Linked DNA regions of Homo sapiens: region 2 is linked to region 1. Evidence: chromatin loops called from intact Hi-C (ENCODE). Cell type or tissue: PC-9. All regions are shown on one strand.

What was found. Hi-C counts contacts between places; a loop is a spot of excess contacts. Peaks named below come from ENCODE experiments on the same cell type or tissue, not always from the same donor. Only the 100,000 strongest peaks of a DNase experiment are listed, where the experiment ranks them.
Region 2: a loop joins it to region 1, with 6 times the contacts of the local background. A loop is called at or near these places in 2 of 110 quality-filtered maps.

Annotation. Positions count from the first base shown.
Region 1 is chr3:112,516,078-112,524,077 of GRCh38, forward strand. No RefSeq gene overlaps it. Among named protein-coding and RNA genes, the nearest start is that of BTLA, 21 kb to the left of the region's middle. RefSeq lists an enhancer at 5,851-6,351. In PC-9, CTCF peaks have their summits at 3,515 (motif pointing left) and 3,725; a DNase peak (open chromatin) is centred at 3,514.
Region 2 is chr3:111,985,924-111,993,923 of GRCh38, forward strand. ABHD10 (abhydrolase domain containing 10, depalmitoylase) reads left to right here. Exons shown (of 5, transcript NM_018394.4): 3 at 341-452; 4 at 991-1,128; 5 at 5,454-7,445. The coding sequence ends at 5,798. Among named protein-coding and RNA genes, the nearest start is that of TAGLN3, 9.0 kb to the right of the region's middle. RefSeq lists enhancers at 83-584, 585-1,084. In PC-9, CTCF peaks have their summits at 3,379 (motif pointing right) and 3,580; a DNase peak (open chromatin) is centred at 3,368.

The sequences.
Region 1 (8,000 bases):
ATGTCAAAAATATTAGCTCCAAGAGATAATAATGAACCTGATTTTTTATTTTCTTCTTTGTACTTGTTTGCAATTTTTACAATGAACTCATAATCCTTTACAAAAGCACTAATTATTATTTGAGGTTGTGTAGGGGGGAGTAAGACAGAAGGAGAAGGAAATATAGTCCAATAATGAAATAAAATGAAGCAGCCTTTATGTGTTTGTATGGATTGATCTCCAAGATTTTTTATGTGATCATTATAGACTGAAGTGTGTTACACCAAATTTCATGCTGAACTTCTAATACCCAATACCTAATAATGTGACTATGTTTATAAATAGGGTCTTTAAAGAGGTAACTAAGTTAAAATGAAGTCAGTAATGTAGGCCCTTATCGAATATGATTTATGTCCTTGTAAGAAGAGGAATTTTGTACAGATATTGACACAGATTCTAACTTGACCAAACTTCAGTCAGGCTCCCTAACCTTCTCCTAGGCCCATCTGTGCACCTCCTTGTAAAATCTGCTTTATCCAAAAACTCATTTAGTAAGAACCCCTCTCCCCCAGTAGCTGATCAACCGTGACATCTGATCAAGTTCCTCATCCTCCACTATCCCACAGGTAATAAATCACCTTGTTCTGTTTTTAGCAAGAATCCTGTGAAGTTGGTTTAGCTGAAATCTTCCTCACCCCTGATGTTTCCTTTTAGTAATTTTCCATCCATTGACCCCCACCCTGCTCCTTGGCTATAAATTCCCACTTGCCCATGCTGTGTTTGGAATTAAGTCCAATCTTTCTCCCAGGCTGCAAAATCTCATTGTGGTGTTACCTATACCTATTGCAATGGTCCTGAATAAAGTCTTCTTCACTGTGCTTTAATAAGTATTATTATTATTATTATTTTTGCATTTCTCATTTTCTTTGTAACATATTAAGTGTGTTTGCTTTATGTTCTCTGTTTTACAATTTCAAGATCTGAACTTTAGTTTTTTATTTTATTTTACATTCCAGGGTACATAACCTGCAGGATGTGCAGGTTTGTTACATAAGTAAACACAGGTAAACATGTGCCATGGTGGTTTGCTGCACCTATTAACCCATCACCTAGGTATTAAGCTCAGTATACACTAACTACTTTTCTTGATGCTCTCCCTCCCCCAACCCCCACCGACAGGCCCCAGGGTGTGTTGTTCCCCTCCCTGTGTCCATGTGTTCTCACTGTTCACCTCCCACTTATAAGTGAGAACATGTGGCCTTTGGTTTTCTGTTCCTGTGTTAGTTTGCTGAGGATAATGGCTTCCAGATCCAACCATGTTCCTGCAAAGGACATGATCTTGTTCCTTTTTATGGCTGCATAGTATCCCATGATGTATATGTACCACATTTTCAATCTATCCATCTGACAAAGGTCTAATATCCAGAGTATACAAAGAACTTAAACAAATTTACAAGAAAAAAAAAACCCCATTAAAAAGTGGGCAAAGGACATGAACAGATACTTCTCAAAAGAAGTACAGCCAACAAACATATGAAAAAAAGCTCAACATCCCTGATCATTAGAGAAATGCAAATCAAAACCGCAATGAGATACCATCTCACACCAGTCAGAATGGTGATTACTAAAAAGTCAAAAAACAACAGATGCTGGTGAGGCTGTGGAGAAATAAGAACAGTTTTACACTGTTGGTAGGAATGTAAATTAGAACAACCATTATGGAAGACAGTGTGGTGATTTCTCAAGGACATAGAACCAGAAATACCATTTGACCCAGCAATTCCATTACTGGGTATATACCCAAAGGAATATAAATCATTCAATTATAAAGATACATGCACATATATGTTCATTGCAGCACTATTCACAAACAGCAAAGACATGGAATCAACCCAAATGCCCATCAACAAGCATTATAAAATAATTTTTTTCTTTAACAATATGCATACAGGAAGAACACCATGTGAACATGAAGACAACCACCTACAAGCCAAAGAGAGAGGCCTCAGAGGAAACAACCATGCTAACATCTTCTTATACTCTAGCCCCAAGAAATGTGAGAAAATAAATTTCTGTTGTTTAAGCCATTCTGTTCAATCTGTGGTAGTTTGTTATTGCAGCCTTAGCAGATTAATACAGTGATAAAAGCAAAAACTGTATCAATATATATAGCAGTGGCTTTCAAATTTTCAATATATATATAGCAGTGGCTTTCAAAATTTCAAATTTTTCACAATCTACAATATGAAATTAATTTTACCACTCTACCCAGTATGCATAGACAGACATAGCTGGAACAAAGAACAAAATTTTTTCTTGCTAATGTATGTTGATATTTTTACTTGTTTGATTGTATTCCATCATTTCATATTAAGAAAGACACAATAACTGATTTTGCAACTGATGAACTGGCCAAATGTTAAAAAATGCTAGATAAGAAATACTATTATTTGTTAAAACAACAACAAAGGCCCCAGCAAACTAGATTCTTTGGATAGAGGCAGAAGGGGCATTTGTGAGCATCTATTTTTTAACTTTTTTTTTTTCCAAAATAAAATCTTATGAGAAAATCCAATGTATCAAACAGATAAATGCTGAGTTACTTTGGTAGACAGTGGTGGGGAGAGAAGTGGAGCCTTCCTACTTATCCCTGACAGCCCTGATGCAGCTCAACAGCACCAATGGCTCTTGGGTACAGGACTTAAAAACCAAATATTTATTCCACTCCTCTCATTATTTAGAAAGGGGGACATTGGGGTAAGGGACAAAGCTGTTAGGAGGGCCAGGTGCAGTGGCCCATACCTGTAATCCCAACACTTTGGGAGGCTGAGGTGAGAGGATCACTTGAGCCCAGGAGTTCTAGATCAGCCTGGGCAACATAGAAGACCCTGTCTCTATAAAAATTTTTTTTAAATTTAAAAAATTTGAAAGATGTTAGGTGATATGGTTTGTGTCCCCACCCAAATCTCATCTTGAATAGTAGCTCCCATAATTCCCACATGTGTGGGAGGGACCAGGTAGGAGGTAATTGAATCGTGGGGACAGTTTGCCCCATACTGTTCTTGTGATAGTGACTAAGTCTCACAAGTTCTGATGATTTTTATAGGGAGTTTCCCCTTTTGCTTGGCTCTCATTTCTTCCTTGCTTGCTGCCATGTAAGACATACCTTTTCTCCTTCTGTGATGATTGTGAGGCCTCCCCACCCATGTGGAACTGTGAGTCCATTAAACCTCTTTTTCTTTATAAATTACCCAGTCTCGGGTATGTCTTTATCAGCAGCGTGAAAACAGACTAATACATTAGGAGATTGAGATTGCAAGTTCTAAGCGAGGATTGTATAGATATAGATGTACCATCATTCTTCAATAATTGGGGAAGTGAGAATCTCAAATATAAAAGAGGTCCATCAATAACATCCATCTCTTCTTTCCATTAAAATAAGAAATATAAAAGTAGAAATAATGCTTGGTAAATGTGACACATCTCCAGTAGGCTCATATACTAACTTAAATCTTGTGCTGTTCCATTGCCCTCTGCTGGATGTTCTTAGTATCTGTGGCCTCAAAACTAGAAGTTCTAGTAGTGGTAGTAGTCACAGCAATAGTGATTATTATCATTATTGTCATTTTAGCAGCAGCCATGTTGAGGTCAAGCACTGTGCCACATGCTTTACATCCAAATCCTCCTAACAACTCTATGGCTAGATAATGCTCTCTCATTTTGTAGATGTGGAACCTGGGGGTTCAGAGGTAAATAAACAAACCAAGGTTACACAACTAAAAGTAAGAGACCCGGGAATTAAATATTGGTTCTAAAGCCTAGGCCTTAATTACTTGCTGTTCATTAAACTTTCAATCTGTCAGCTGTGTTGGTGATAAAACTGGAATGATATTACTAGTTGGGATCTTTTGATTCACTGATTATTAACAATGGAATCACAACGATCTTTATTCTAAAAAGCCAAAAATTATTATCTTCCTAAAATTACCAAAAAGGAAAAGCTTACTCCTCAACAGAGCAGGAGAGCATGTTTTCAGAGTTTCTCAAAGTGTGATTCAGGAAACTCCTGCATTGGAATCACATGAGGTGCTACTTCAGGGCAGAAAATCCTATGCACCAGGATGTATTTTGGAGGTAGAGAGGACAGAGCTTGTTCCTGAGAGCTGGGATATGTGTTAGTGGAGTGAGTGTAGAGAGAAAGAGGAACAAAAGATGGCTCCTAAAATTTTTGGCTCAGGACAAATTTTGAGGAGAGTAGTGGCATTAACTGAGATGAGAAAGATTATTAGAGGAGCAAGGGTTTTAATTGTTAGTTCAGTTGTGGCAGTTACTTTTTTGGCAGCAGATATAAAACCAGGAGTTTGGGTTTAGATATTATATTTATGTTGCCATATAGGTAACCAAATAAAAATGGTAGAGCTAACTACAAATAACTTTTAAAAATTCAGATCTATATTTAAGATCTATTCATGTTGTTTCACGTGTATCTCTTTCTAATTGCTGCATAATCCTTTGTAAGTCTATCAGTAGTAAGAGACCAGATTACTTCCAACTCCCGCCACCACAACCAACACAGCAGTGAGCATCCTCCTATACAATCCTTTAAGGTCCTCTGCATGTATTCTTTTGTGGTATAAACTCAGGAGTGAGGTATACTCAATTGGATTCGATACTGCCAGGTTACTCCCTAAAATGGCTGTGCTGGTCTATACCCTATCAGCAGTGCACAAGAGTTCCTCTACCTTCACATTTCTTTGAATGCTAATAACTATCCAGCCTAATTTTTCACTAGATAAAGAGGCATCTTATTGTTTTAATACATATCTCTCTGATAAGTTTGAGTATCTTTACACACTCGTTGGACTTTTGGGTTTCTGTAAATTGCCTATTAATATTTCATTGTTTTTCTTTCTTTGCCATGTGATAACTACATATTTATGGGATATATAGTAGTATTTCAATATATGTATACAATGTGTAATGATCAAGTCAGGGTAATTAAGCATATTCATTATCTCAAACATTTATGATGTGAACATTCAAAATAAAAATCCTCTCTTCTAGCTTTTTAAAAAATACACAATATTTCCCTTACAGTGCTACAGAACACTAGAACTTATTCCTCCTCTTTAGCTATAATTTCGTATCTGTTAACGAACTTCTCCGTATCCTCTCCTCCCCACTACTCTTCCTTCCCCACTACTCTTCCTTCCCCACTACCCTTCCCAGACTCTAAAAACCACAATTATACTCTCTATGAGCTCTTTTTTGTTTTTTTGGCTCCTACATATGAGTGAGAACATGTGGTGTTTATCCTTCTGAGCCATCTTATTTCAGTTAACATGCCCTCCAGGTTCATCCATGTTGCCACAAATTAGAAGATTTCATTCTTTTTTATGGCCAAGTAGAATTCCATTTTGTGTATATACACCACCTTATCCATTCATCTTTTGATGGACATTTCATATCTTGACTATTTTTAACAGTGCTACAATAAACATGAAGGTGCAGGAATCTCTCTGATACATAGATTTTCTTTCCTCCGGATAAATACCCAGTAGTGAGATTGCTGGACTTTCTTAGCACTCATGTTAAAAATCATTTGAACATATAGGTGAGAAGTTATTCCTGGGCTCAAAAACAAACAAACAACAACAGACAACAGATAAGGATACAGCATGGGCCGGGCACGGTTGCTCACGCCTGTAATCCCAGCACTTTGTGAGGCTGAGGTGCGTGGATCACCTGAGGTCAAGGGTTCAAGACCAGCCTGACCGACAGGGAGAAACCCCCGTCTCTACTAAAAATACAACATTAACTGGGCGTGCTAGCGCATGCCTGTAATCCCAGCTACTCAGGAGGTGGAGGCAGGAGAATCGCTTGAACCCAGGACGCAGAGGTTGCAGTGAGCCAAGATCGCACCATTACACTCCAGCCTGGGCAACAAGAGTGAAACTCTGTCTCAAAAAAACAAAAACAAAAAACCAGCATGATTTCAGGAGCAGAAAGAGAATAACTTAAAAACCAGCATAATGAGAAAGTTAGGAAGCTTCTTACCAAAGCATCTGGAAGTATGCAAGAAATTCTTGTGAACTAAAATTTTCGTGCTGTACTAGCAAACACTACAACTCACTTATTCCATCTTTCTGTATTTTGGGACCCAATTATCCACTTCTCTTCATTCCCTATCCCACCCCTTTTCTTCCTAGCGTCTGCTAACCACCTTTATACTCTCCACCTTCCTGAGATTCCTTTTGTGTGTATGTGTGTGATGGAGTCTCTTTCTGTTGCCCAGGTTGGAGTATACAGGCACAATCCGGGCTCACTGCAACCTCTGCCTCCAGAGTTCAAGGGATTCTTGGGCCTCAGCCTCCCGAGTAGCTGAGACTACAGGCACGCGTCACCACGCATGGCTAATTTTTTGTGTTTTTAGTAGAGACGGGGTTTCACCATGTTGGTCAGGCTGGTCTCGAACTCCTGGCCTCAAGTGATCCGTGCAACTCGGCCTCCCAAAGTGCTGGGATTACAGGCCTGAGCCACCACACCTGGCCAAGATTTTCTTTTTTGTTCCTACATGTAAGTGAGGACATGTAATATTTGTCATTCTGTTCCTGGCTTATTTCACTTAATATACAGACCTGAAATCTCATCCATTTTTTCTGCAGTGGAGAGGATTTTAGTCCTTTTTAGGCTGAATAATACTTCATTGTATGTGTATACCAGTTTAATTGACACAAATTTCTAAAAAGCAAATATTTTTAAAATGTCTCAGAATGTGAAACTTTAGGGATACTGTGCCCATTTTATTCTTTTCTATTTCCCATTTTATGGATATGCAAGTGTATAATAAAACAGCAATCAATGGGTGTATAAATCTATAACTTCAACAAATGTAAAATGAAAATGCTAAGTGGTGGCTGGGCGCTGTTGCTCACACCTGTAATCCCAGCACTTTGGGAGGCCGAAGCGGGCGGATCACCTGAGGTCGGGAGTTCAAGACCAGTCTGACCAACATGGAGAAACAGTCTGTACTAAAAAAAAAAAAAAAAAAAAAAAACAAAGTAGCTGGGTGTGATAGTGCATGCCTGTAATCCCAGCTACTTGAAAGGCTAAGAGAGGAGAATCGCTTGAATACGGGAGGCAGAGGTTGCAGTAAGCCGATATCATGCCATTGCACTCCAGCCTGGGCAACAACAGTGAAACTCTGTCTCAAAAAAAAAAAAAAAGAAAAAAGAAAAAAGAAAAAAAGAAAATGCCAAATGGTAAGAAAAAACAGCATAATAAAAATTTGTATGGTGTTGAAGAACAATGCATTTGAAGATAATATTTGAAGAAATCATATTACAATTAACTTCTGTTCTTACTCATTGGTTTGATGCCTCTAAAAACTTCATCACTGGAACCACCTCTGGTGCTTTAAAAAAAAAAAAAAAAAAAAAAAAAAAAATCCGCATACCCACACAGGTGCAAGTAAATCAGAATCTCAGGTCATGAGACCCAGGCCTCATCATTTGTAAGTGCCCCGGGTGATTTGATTCAAAGCCAAGATTGAGGACCCGTGACATGGATCTCTACACATAATCTGCCTAAATAGATTCTCTACAAGCAGTTTATAAAGAAGTTCCACATGAACTCTGGAAGAGGATATGAATTTGATGTACAGTATGTGCTCACTTAACATCTTTGAAAGTCTCTTGGAAACTTCACCTTTAAGCAAAATTATGGATAGTGAAACCACTTATTCCTCATCAACATTACAACTAAACAACTTTGAACAAAACAATGGTGTTGGAGGACCGGCTGTACATTGTTTCTATAAAGTCAATTTTCAGGGAATTCCAAAATGAAGTGAGGACTTCCTGTATATAAAAAGATGGTTGTGATTCCACATGGATGACAGGGTTATTGCTCAGAAACTAAAGGAGGCCGCCCAGGTATAGAGGATTCAGTCATGAGGTTTATGCTACACAAAAGATCCCAGAATACTCACCCATTCCAGTCAAAGACATAATGAAAAAAGC
Region 2 (8,000 bases), 530 kb before region 1:
TGCAAGACATGGTTTTGTTTTAAAAGGATCACTCTACTATATAGGGAAAGACAATGAGTGTGAAAATGCAAACAGGAGACTTTTTAGGAGACTATTGCATTCAGTTAGGTTGAGAGACAGTGTGACTAGCAACAGGCTGGTAGCAGTGGAGGAGGTGAGAAAGTGATTGGACACAGGAGGTATTTGAAAGTTAATAAGCCAATAGAATTTGCTAAAATACATATTGATTGTGATGTTTCACTATAAGCATTATAGTAATGAGGAAGGTGCTATCTTTCTTAAAAATTAAAGAAGCAGATATATAGATATTTAGATATAGATTTTTTTCCCCTTTTTCCAGGTTTGATTACTCAGGAGTTGGAAGTTCAGATGGTAACTCAGAGGAAAGCACACTGGGGAAATGGAGAAAAGATGTTCTTTCTATAATTGATGACTTAGCTGATGGGCCACAGGTGACTGTTTTGTTAAGTATGATGATAATTACTGTAACCTCGTATTTAAGCTGTTTGTTTTGTTTTGTTTTGTTTTTTGAGATGGAGTCTCGTGCTGTCACCCAGCCTGGAGTGCAGTGGCGCAATCTTGGCTCACTGCAAGCTCTGCCTCCCGGGTTCACGGCATCCTCCTGCCTCAGCCTCCCAGGTAGCTGGGACTACAGGCACCCGCCACCACGCCCGGCTAATTGTTCGTATTTTTAGTAGAGATGGGGTTTCACCGTGTTGGCCAGGATGGTCTCGATCTCCTGACCTCGTGATCCGCCCGCCTGGGCCTCCCAAAGTGCTGGGATTACAGGCGTGAGCCACCACACCCGGCCTAAGCTGTTTCTTTAGATATGAAAATGTTTTTATTTAATTTAAATGTTTAATCCATTTTGATATTTGATTTAAAATGATTCTATTTTTACTTTCTAATTTTTTATTGTACATATTTTGTTTTATGTTTATAACCTGTTCTATCTTAAAGACCTAATGTTTTATTTTATTTTATTTTTAGATTCTTGTTGGATCTAGCCTTGGAGGGTGGCTTATGCTTCATGCTGCAATTGCACGACCAGAGAAGGTCGTGGCTCTTATTGGTGTAGCTACAGCTGCAGATACCTTAGTGACAAAGTTTAATCAGCTTCCTGTTGAGGTAAGTCAAAAGTCACTTTTGCCACCTCAATATATTTACCGCTTATACTTCTTCTGCTCCCTCTTTCTTTGAGGGAAGGGGGGACAGAAAACAATAATTCCTTTGACTTACTGTGCTGGCCCAACTTTTGTCTTAGCTGCCTTTCTGTACACAACCTCTTTTCTATCTTTAACTATTTGTCATCTTGTTTAAGATTTCGTTTCTTCATAGTCTCTTCAAATCATTCTGCCAAATATTTGAGACACATTAACAATATCACACTTTGAAGTTTCTTTTTTTTTAGCCACATTTTCTTTATTATTACATTTACTTATTTGAATCATACATCGTGATCTCCTTTTGGTCCTCTTACTTTGTGGCATATGGGGAGTAGTGCCTGTTCTTATGACTATGTTAGAGTGGGCTAATGAACTGAAACTGCAGTCATCCCTTGGTATCTGAAGGGGATTGCTTCCAAGACCTCCCATGGATACCAAAATCCACAGATGGTCAAGTCTCTGAGAAAAAAAATGGTGTAGTATTTGCACATAATCTTGTATAATCTAAATCATTGCCAGATTACTTAAAATACCTAGTACAATGTAAGCGCTATGTAAATTGTTGCTATACTGTATCGTTTAGGGAATACGGACAAGAAAAAAAGACTGTACACGTTCAATACAGAGGTAACCTTTTTTTTCCAGATATTTTTGATACAAAGTTAGTTGAATCCATGGATGCAGAAACCATGAATATGGAGAGCTGACTGTCTTTGTTTTAGCCTAAAAGCAGCCTCAGTTCCTCCCAACAGAACTCTCCAGACAGATATTGTCAGTCAGAGTGACAGAGACACAGAAATTAAAGAAAACAGAGCAGTAGTTAAAAAATATGGTCCCTAGGCTAGCAGCAGCAGCAGCACCTGAGAACTTGTTAGAAACCCAAATTCTTGGGTTTTACCCTGAATCAGAAACTGGGGGTATGGCCCAGCAGTCTGTGTTTTAACAAACCTCTTGTAAAGTTTGAGAACAATGCTTTAGAGAATGGGGGAAGAGGAGAAGGAGGTTCAGAAATTTAAAAAAAAAGAAGAAAAAACGTATGCAGTGTTGAATAGTAGAATGTCATTGATTTGCCTCAAGTTCTGCATTAATACCTGTGCCATATATTAACTAAGTTCATTCTTAGTTCACGTTGTTTTAAGCTCCTTAAGAAATAGCATTGTGTGTGTATTCAGGTTTCTCATATTATTTCCTATCAGAGCTGAAATTACAAAGCTGGTCTTCCTTGAACTTATCTCCTGTTTCTGAATTTTGTTCACTTTCTTGGTGGTTTCTCATACATAGTTGCTCAATGTCTTCATGTTTTTCCCACCTTTGACATTTTGTGGATCTAAATGTGGACTCCTTGCTCCATCCTCTTAACTCAATAATACAGCGCTTCTTGGGTAGGAAATTATCTCAAAGACATAGCAGATTGAAAAGGAGTTGATTTTTGGGGGTTGGGGGTTTATTGTATTTTGTAATTATTGGTAAATGACAAAACCTGTGTACATTTGTTTTGGTTTTGTTTTTATTTGGGGGGGTTTTTAGGGTATCTCTGTTGCCCAGGCTGGAGTGCAGTGGTGCAGTCATTGCTTACTGCAGCCTTGACCCCTCAGACTCAAGAGATCCTCCCACCTCAGCCTCCTGAGTAGCTGGGACCACAAGTGCACACCACTATGCCTGGCTGATTTTTGTATTTTTTGTAGCGATGGGGTCTCGCCATGTTGCCCAGGCCGGTCTTGAACTCCTAGGCTCAAGAGATTCTCCTGCCTTGGACCCCCAAAGTGCTGAGATTAGAGACACAAGCCACTGTGCCTGGCCATGTACATTTCTCTGCGTGTGTGTGTGTTCACATCAGTCAGAGTGAGCATAGGGTAGATACTTTCTAATTGAGAAGATTTATAATCTGCAAATCAAGGCATTTTTTGCTAATACTTACTCAGATAAGCAGTTGTTAACAGAAGCATGTTGAGCCCTTGGTTAACTTAAAAGCATGTATAAGGAAAGAGCACCAACACTAAGACCGCTATCTCTTCTCCACATAAACAGCTAGCCCTAACAATGTCAACGGAGCAGATGTGGAGATTTTTACTATCTTTTATAACCCTGGGAATAGTAAGCCCAGCATTTCTCATTTCTTCTCTAAGAACTTGACCATCCTCTTTAACTGACTCTAATCATTATCACCTTCTTTGGACACTAGAGGGCCTCAGACATGATGCACAGCTGTTGGGAATGTAAGCTTCTGAACCACATTGCCTTGATAAGTTTTGTTGATGTAGAACTTAATATATTGTACATTTTCTTTGGGTAATGTCTTTGCTGTTTCTGAACTTTTTGTTCTTGAGGACTTGAGACATACAACATTTTATAAAGTTAACTTTGTTCTTCAGATGGACCATTTTCATTCAATTCAGTGGCAGGTAGCAGAGCTAGTTGGGGGCCAGGGATGCTTAAAATGAAACTATTATTAATTCAGTGTCGCCTTAATTAGCAAAGCCTCCACTTCAGCTAATAACCAGTGGGACTAAGTTCTATCTGCTGAAGTATTTACAAATTCAGAAACAATCCTGAGTAGCTTGAGGATAGCTAAATGTCATCTTTACTTTAAATATTTGGTTCATATGTTGTTTTAATACAGAGAATGCCATGATATTGATATAGATTTATATACATTTTATAGTTTTGTAGAATTTCATTAATTTTAAATCATTTGGAGACATATTTAGAAGTACAGTTTTTTTTTTACTGAATTATTAAGTCTTTTTGGAATTAAAAATACATTAAAGCCTAAGTACATATAGATTATATTATGTCATACATATTTTTTAAGTTCTTGTTTTCCTTTTTACATTTGCAATAAATTAACAATTTTAAACATGGGAAAATCATAGTATATTTGTTGAAACTTTAAATTTTTCAAATATGTGTAGCTTTTCTTTCCTTATTTTTTAAAATTTTTGATAAGATGTCCATTCCATTTTTCTAGAAATGCCCTTAATATTATATGATTGTAACAGTCTTGAAACTATTCATAGCTTGATTTTTGTTTTAGTTTTAAGCTGTGATCATCTTTCCAATAATCTATTATATATAAATAAACTTTTATGCTCAAAAGTGTTCATGACAATACCACAGTATGAGATGGTCAAACTAATTAAGTCAATTATGGTGGACTGCTGTGCAGCATTTAAAACCTTTTCATAGAATTTTTTAAACCCAGAAATATATGTACTAAATAAACAGCATAGAAAACTGTATATGAATGTGTAATATGTATGTATTTTACATATTACACAAAAACCAAAACACATATAGACAAATATTGGAAGGAAATAAGCCATATATTAATGGTTTTTCTCTCCATAAGATAGGATTATGGGTGATTTATTTCTTTAATTATTTTTATGTTTTCTATAATGACTGCATGTTACTCATTATACAAAATTCTAATTTTTTTAGAAAAATTAAGATAAATTATATAAAAAATAAGAGTTCTCAAAAAGTCAAAGGACATGTATATTTCATTTTAAGGGAATAAATATACAGATATTATTGTTTGGCTTTCAGGAAGTATGTGGAAGACTTCTTTGTCATCCAGAACAAAAATCAAATTTTTTCTCTTTTATAGGACTCTGGAAGGAAAAACTATATTTCTTTACATTCAGCCTAAAATTGCATGAGTATGTGTATGATTGTTACAATGTAATTACTCTTATTTTTTTATTCTTAGTTCTGTGTTTGATTCTTTCTCTTCTTTCCCTATGCCATATCCATTTTAGCTACTTATAAGCACTTTTAGGTTTACAATTTTGAAATCTAAACAATGTTTATTCTAAGATTTGATTTTATTTAAATATGAATGATACCTGGACTGATTCCAAGAAATTGTAGTGCTTTTCTCCCTCTTCATTTTTCTTTTCAGTTGGGGTGAAGCAACATCTGATTTGAGATAGTGTATGATAAAATTAAATAAATTTAAATTTAAGTTTGAGTCTTAGCCATAACAGTTAGTAGCCTAGCCCTGAACTGTTGCACACAGTATTTCATTTATCTAAACCATAATATCCTCTTTTATAAAAATAGAATAATAACAGAATTATTATCAGAATCTTATGGAATAATATGTATAAAATACCCATCACAGTACCTTGCATGTAGTAATTATTGATAATTATTATTGTTATACTTTTGTTATCTCTATCCTCTTATTCAAGAACTGCTTTCATTAGATTACTTAAAACTATTGCATGTGTTAATGTTGCCTAAAGTCACAAATACTTTTATTTTTCTTTCTTTTTCCAATAGCTAAAAAAGGAAGTAGAGATGAAAGGTGTGTGGAGCATGCCATCAAAATACTCTGAAGAAGGAGTTTATAACGTTCAGTACAGTTTCATTAAAGAAGCTGAACATCACTGCTTGTTACATAGCCCAATTCCTGTGAACTGCCCCATAAGATTGCTCCATGGCATGAAGGATGACATTGTACCTTGGCATACATCAATGCAGGTTGCCGATCGAGTACTCAGCACAGATGTGGATGTCATCCTCCGAAAACACAGTGATCACCGAATGAGGGAAAAAGCAGACATTCAACTTCTTGTTTACACTATTGATGACTTAATTGATAAGCTCTCAACTATAGTTAACTAGTATCACATGTTTAGTTGGTATGTAAACTAATGTATCCAGAAGATTGGAAGAGGGATAAGAAATGAAAGATCCTGATACTTTAGGTTTTTCCCTTTCCTCTATTTTGTAAATATAAGATGAGTATTATTTAATGATGTATTTGCATAAGTAATGCAAATTGTGAAGAAGGACCAGCTGCTGTTTAGAAAATTTTCTCCTTCCTTCTGTCCTTGATTTTTTTTCATTAAAGTATTTCCTTTTTTTAATTCAAGAAAAGTTTACCTTTCTTATGCTTATGTTAGCTATGCCAGCTCTTAATTGCATCCTTTTCTAATTAGGATTATTAATAAAGCGTGAATATTTTGTTTTTTATTATAGACAGAAATTTGTAACATTACTTCTGATTTGAAAATGCAATTCACAAAATATAGGGAAATTTTTATTGAAGTAAATTTGAAATGATGGAGAAATTTCAGAAGCATAATAAAGTTCACAATAAGGATAATACTTTATATAATGTATAAAGTATATATAATATAATATATATGTTATATAAACTGCACATTATATTCAAACTTAAAATTGAGCTTTTTTTTTAAAGGCCCAAAATTGTACAGTGATACAAGGAGCTATTTCTAAAATTTGGCTTATGTATAATATATTTAAATGGGGAATTTCATCTAAAACAATGATGTAGTATTTTTAATATTCTGATTGGTAAAATTAAAGAGGAAATTAATCTTTATATATTATTTCTTGCAGAAACATTCATTATTTTATTAATATTGCCCTAAGTACAACTAGGCAAGTGATTGCCACCTAAATCAGAAGACGTTCTAAAGTCAGTAAGAAAGTGTGAAATGCTAGTATAAAGGTTATTTTTTTTCTTTCCTAAATAACTAAAGTGAGGTGTAGATTGAGCCTTGATATTATTTAGTTAATGTTTTTTATTAATTAATTTTGGCTGGACTTTATTTAGCTTGATTAGGTTATTATCTGTCAAACCTTTTAAGTTGACAACATGACTCATATATATACATGTGTATAAGATGAGCATGTGTCGAAGACTTATTCGACTCATTAATGAGGAAACCAGCAGATAGTAAACCTGGTTCAAAGTACAATTCAAGAAACTGAGTATTTATGGGCATTGAAGAAAAAATGTTGAGATAAAATTGCTGTGCAGAAAAAAGTGTTAATGAAGCCGACCTGACTACTTAACCTTAGAGACCTGCTTTACAAGGTTGGCCCTTGATTGGCATCTGGGAACTTGGAGTTCAGGGGGCTTCCACCATTCCCAGAACTGATCAAAGTAGCTTACTATATCTAAACTGTAAAACAATATAGTTTCTCCTGAACACCTGCTTTCCTTCTGGGAGTCTGGAATTTTGGTATGTGCCAGGCAGAGACTACCTTTGTGACCAGCTCCCAGTAAAAACCCCAGGCACTCAGTCTCTAACAAGCTTTTCTGGTTGACAGTGTTTCACAAGTGCTGTTACAACTGGTTGCTGGGAGAATTAAGCTCATCCTCTGTGATTCCACTGGCGGAGGATTCTTGGAAGCTTGCACTTAGTTTCCCCTGACTTCACCCCATGTGTCTTTTTTCCTTTGCTGATTTTGTTTTGTATCCTTTCACTGTAATAAATCATGGCCGTGAGCAGAACTGTATGTGGAGTCTTATGAGTCTTCCTAGCAAATCTTCAAATTTGGGGGTGGTGGTGAGGGCCTCTCCACAGATACAAAACTGGTTTATGTCCTACGGGGCAATTAAACTACAATCCATGGGTTATCTTTTATACTGGACAAAAATTACAAACAGCAAAGATAAATCATCTATGAGTGCCACAGTCTCTGGTGCTGGAGTGGGTTGATAGAAGATGGCACTGGCTATTCAAGGACTTACTTTGCCTAGACATTGCTAGGTGTGAGGCTTGTTAGGAACATGAAGGCAAGGGCCCTTGCCAATGATGGTTTTCTGCGCAAAATAATAAATATGATTTGAGATTTATAATACATATGTAGAGACAGTATAGCATAATGGTTAAGGTCAGAGACAAGCTTGGTTTTTAATTTTGGCTCACCATTTACTAGCTCTGTGACTGAGCAGTTAACCTCACTGAGTCTCAGTCTCTTCTGTAAAATAACATAAACCTAGATAATGCGGTGTAAGGTCTAAATAAGCACAATACATTTAGAACAATGACACAGGAGGCAGTATCTTTT